2 separate regions of the Homo sapiens genome follow, and region 2 is linked to region 1. The links are chromatin loops, found by intact Hi-C in ENCODE. Cell type or tissue: ascending aorta. All regions are shown on one strand.

Region 1 (2,500 bases):
GTTTTGTTTTCCAAGTACTGTATTGGTTTGTTTGCATCTAACCTAAAAAACAAAGAAACAAACAAACAAACAGAGGAAGAAACAAAAAGCAAAGAAAATGACTATAATAAAAAAATATGGTAAGATGGTTTCCTAAGAAATTCTCCCCTGAGAAACATCTGTTGAAGCTAGTGTCAGGTGTCAGATGACAGCATCATAGCCATGCCCTCTGCTCTATCAGGACTTTGGTAGCTTGCAAAGGTTAGAAATAACCATCTCTGTGAATTATGGTAGGCACTTTTCCCTATTACCTCATTAGGTTATCTGATTTTAAAGAAGTATGATACACATAAAATTTTCAGCATTTTTTTTTCTCCGTATTTGGAGCCTGACATCTGGCAGAACCAAACATGGGCTTCAAAGAGATTTCACACAAGTATGCCTAGCAGTGACTCTGAAAAACAAAGCAAAGCAAAACAAACCCAAATATTTGCCTCAGTGCAGTAATTCTTATACTAGCTCATTTTAGCTATTTTTATCTTCTTTCCTCTTTGCAAGCCTAAATAAGTCTAAACTATTTGGCTTTGCTGTTTTGATACATAAAGAACAGAAGCCAAACTTTCTATGGCTGATAAGCAGGCGGTGGGACTCCAGGGGAAGCTAGTGTGGTGTGATGGCCCAGGTCCTGGATTCTGTTTCCAGTCTGAGCTGCTTCTGAGTCAGACACTGCTAGAATGGAATGGGTAGGGAGAAAGAAAACAATTCATGATTATCACTCTTATTGCTGAAAGCATCACTTATTTATTTAGATGTTGGATTTTGGAAGAGAACAGTCTAAACTCAGCACAATCACAGGACTCCATCCACAAACAAACTCGTACCCAGAAGACAGCAAAACATTCTTATTGGAATGATGTCAGCAAGATGGTGGAATAAAAACCCAGGCCCTCATTCCCCTACAGAGACACTGACTTAACAATATATGAACCAAATCGCCTTTGCGAGAATTCCAGAAACAAATGAAGAGGTTGTGGCACCTCAGACAAGTACAAACCCAAGAAAAGCTGCATGAAGGAGAGTAAGAAAGCTTGTTGCATTTTGCCTGCCCTAACCTCCCCTCCTCCCCAAAACAATGTGATGCAATTGGAAGAAAGCTCCCCAATCCTGGCTCCTCCTTTGGAGAAGAGAGTGGAATGCACATTCAAAATTCTTGTGTTTTGGGGGACTTCTGAAGAAATAGGTTTCCGTCTTGCCTGATTCAGAATGCTGATGAGAACAGTGGCATATTTTGCAGGTCAGGTTGGGACCTCTGAGAACAGAAATGAGTGTCACAGCTTGTTACAGCATTGGAGATACTGCAGTACTTCAGAGAGACACCAGGGGGAACAAGATATTACAGGCTCCTGAAAGAAACGGGCAAATCTTTTTCACTGGGAAATTACACACACAAGCCCAGAGAAGACACATCCCCAGAAAAGGTTTCAGAGAGTCCCCCAAATCTCTAGCTGGGATAATTGGTGAAGCCCTTCACCTGTAAGAGGCCAGTTTGTGAAAATCGGATGAGATAGCTGTTTTTTCAAATGTCATATTATCAACTAAATATCATAAGGCATAAAAAATGTAGGGAAAAGCACACAAAGATATGAGGAAATGGCCCAATCAAATGAGCAAAATAAATCTTTAGAAATTGGTCCCAAAGAAATGGAGATATATTCTTGACCAGTCCTGGTCATTTGCCCCCCTTCTTGTCTGTGGACCATGATAAGCCTGAGTAGTGACTTCAGAGCTGGGTAACATAGAAATTAAAGTGAAAAGACCTTTACGTGGAGAATTTGCATGCATAATATAGGAAGGTGTTCTTTAGGTATGTTACAGGATTACTTTAAACCATTTGACTTACGCTCCAAAGTAATGTTGGTAGTATAGCAAATTATGATGAATAGCTTTAATTGTATGTTTAAGAGTCTCATATGTTCACATGCTTAAATCTGGGTATCAGAATTTAAGCAATTCTTGAAATATATAGTCTCCTTAATATACTAATTACAAAGCAAAAAAAAAAAAAGGAATGGAGATATATTAATTACCTGAAAAATAATTCAAAACAACAATGTTAATGATGCTCAATGAGCTAAAAGAAAACAGAGACAACAAATACAACTCAGAAAAGTGATGCATGAACAAAATGAGAATATCAACAAAGAGACAGAAACTATAAAAAAGAACCAAATAGAAATTCTAGAGCTGAAGAATACAATAAGTGAATTGAAAAATTCACTAGAGGGGTTCAACAGCAGATGTGATTAAGCAGAAGAAAGAATCAGTGAACTTAAAGAATAGATTTTATTGATTTGCATATATTGAACCAGCCTTGCATCCCAGGGTTGAAGCCCACTTGATCATGGTGGATAAGCTTTTTGATGTGCTGCTGGATTCATTTTGCCAGTATTTTATTGAGGATTTTTGCATCAATGTTCATCAAGGATATTGGTCTAAAATTCTCTTTTTTTGTTGTGTCTCT
Region 2 (2,500 bases), 120 kb after region 1:
CAGACACCATGTAGGCAGGCACAGGATCCCAGAGGGTGATGGGAATAGAAGAGTATGCCTCCTGCTCTAGAAGTTCACAGAAATTGGGCAAAAGGGTCTTTAGACACCACCAAGCCACAGAATCAAGGTTCGAGGCAATTTCACTTGATCCCTAGTGGGCAGGCACCACCATCACATCAGAGCCACCTCTGCACAAGTGCTCAGAGGGCTCCTGACTCAGCAGGTGCTATGAACCTGAGTCTGCTTCCTGTCCTCTGCCTTCATATTCTTTATAGTCAAAGAAGAATGACCACGAACTCCTGAAGGACAATATAAGAAAAACGTAAAATGTAATGCACTACCTAATGCACCACCTAAGCGGCTCACGTTGTCAGAGTCAAAACACTGGAAAAGCTTTCCATCACCTGGAAAGAGCAGTCCTGGAAAAACAAACACAGAAAAAACTTTCGGGAGAAATCCCTCCAAGGAATTAATGTACCTATAGGAATCTAAAGCAAGCACAGAATAAATAAATACTTTTACATGATGATACATCTATTTTTGCCTTTACAATGAAGCAACAAAGGAGATAAAATTGCTCTCAGCCTACAACTACTTTTTGTTTTCCTCAGAAGAAGCATTGATATAAGGAACTATCCTAAAATATGAGGCCTAAAAGTTGATAATAATTCATATATAACTAATTTATTTGCAGACACCCTTACAATTTATTTATCAAACTCATTATAAGAAATGAAGATTCATACAAATATCTACTTACCAATGAGTATCAAACATCAAAATTAAATGAAATCAGAACTTGTAGCAATGCATCTATCTGTTTATCTAGGCTTTAGTAATTTAGGTTAGAGCAGTCCAAAGTACTTTGAAAACTTTCAAAAACAATTATAGCTTTTTAAATCTCCAGTTGATAATTGATAATGAGGCGGGGGAATAGGGTCTGGAGGCAGGGAACCTAAGGCCGATTCACAGTGACTTCCTAGAACTAAATCAAAAGGAAACCCCAACTTTCCAAACCTAAGTAACAGAAGAACCAGAGGTACTCCCTTTGCAAACCCCACCCTCACACACCTTTTTTGCCTGGCGGATGGAAAATTGAAAGTACTTCTGACTGGTTGCTTTCCACAATCAATCAAACGTTTGCATAAGGTGTAAACTTTGCAACTTCATGTCAGCTTCTGACTGGTTTCTTTCCACAACCAATCAGACTGACTGCAGGCCACTACTTCATTTGCATGGGGTGTACATCAAGCGGCCAATGAGAAACCTCTAGAGGGTGTTTAAACACCAGAAAATTCTGTAACTGGGCTCTGGAGCCCCTATGCTCAGCCAGCTCACATCCTGTGGAGGGTACTTTCGTTTTCAATAAATCCCTGCTTTTGTTGCTTCATTTTTCCCTTGCTTTGTTTGTGAGTTTTGTCCAATTCTTTCTTCAAAATGCCAAGGACCTGGACGCCCTCCACCAGTAACAATAATATTATTGTTTCAAAATGTTTAAGGCTTTAATACACCAAAAAGCAAAGCTGCAGTAAGCAAACTGCTGATACAGCTCAATCTTTTTTCTTTCAAAGTATATCACTGGAGCTAACCAAATTATGTCAATAAACCAAAGAAGAGAGAAGAAAAATGTATTTGGAGCAAAACCCAAAAAGCTTAGAATGTCAGTAAATACTATGAGAAAAATAGTGTGCCTTGAATGAGACAGCACAGAAACCAAGCACACATGTGCACTCCCCTTAGAAGAGTCAGTCCAGCAAGCAACATTCAAGATGAACGTTTATTTGGATAACGTGAAGCCCATTCTTCACATCTATGATAAATATAAGGGTAGGTGGAAAAACAAATCATGGTCAAATGGTCATGACCAACCTCAGACTAGAAAGAGAAAGAGCCCTGAAGCACAGCAGATGGTCCAGGAGCAAGTGTCATATAGAAGAATATAATATATTACAAAGGGTAGCACAGAGGTCAGTGGAGAAAGGGTGCATGAGTGGTGTGAAGGCAGTTGTTACATATTTTAGGGAAAATCCATTTATATTCCCACATCACACCATACTTCAAAATAAATCTAGAAGGACCAAAACAATTTTTGCTTTTGTTTTAAACTCAGGCAATAAAGAACCAAAAGGAGAAGAAATACAGTTACGAAGGAACTGCAGGATTTATAGATTACAGTTACTGTGCAAATTTTATGGTTGCCTATAAAAAACAGCCAAAATGAAAAGGAACACAATGACCAACATAAATTATCCATATGTAATACACCAAAGACTGTTCACACAATGTGATAAGAAACACAAGACCCCCGCAAGTAAAAGGGTAATAGACAAACAGGCAGTTTACAAAAGAAGTTAACAAATCCAAAAATGTTCAACTTCACTACTGTTTAATACTAATTGACACGAATTTCTTCATCAAAGAAATTCAGATGGAAACAATGAGATACTATTTTTATGCTAATTCAGGTTCTGTGAAATGGGTGTGAATTATATTGTCTTAA

What was found. Peaks named below come from ENCODE experiments on the same cell type or tissue, not always from the same donor. Only the 100,000 strongest peaks of a DNase experiment are listed, where the experiment ranks them.
Region 2: it touches region 1 in a loop (3-fold over the local background); 1 of 110 quality-filtered maps calls a loop at or near these places.

The regions. Positions count from the first base shown.
Region 1 is chr2:98,268,224-98,270,723 of GRCh38, reverse strand. VWA3B (von Willebrand factor A domain containing 3B) reads right to left here. Exons shown (of 28, transcript NM_144992.5): 22 at 1-42. Among named protein-coding and RNA genes, the nearest start is that of CNGA3, 77 kb to the left of the region's middle. In ascending aorta, a CTCF peak has its summit at 1,356 (motif pointing right); a DNase peak (open chromatin) is centred at 643; H3K27ac peaks cover 1,864 bases.
Region 2 is chr2:98,148,213-98,150,712 of GRCh38, reverse strand. All of the region lies in intron 7 of VWA3B (von Willebrand factor A domain containing 3B), which reads right to left. Among named protein-coding and RNA genes, the nearest start is that of VWA3B, 62 kb to the right of the region's middle. In ascending aorta, no CTCF peak of the experiment used is centred here; a DNase peak (open chromatin) is centred at 1,232; H3K4me3 peaks cover 1,260 bases; H3K27ac peaks cover 1,771 bases.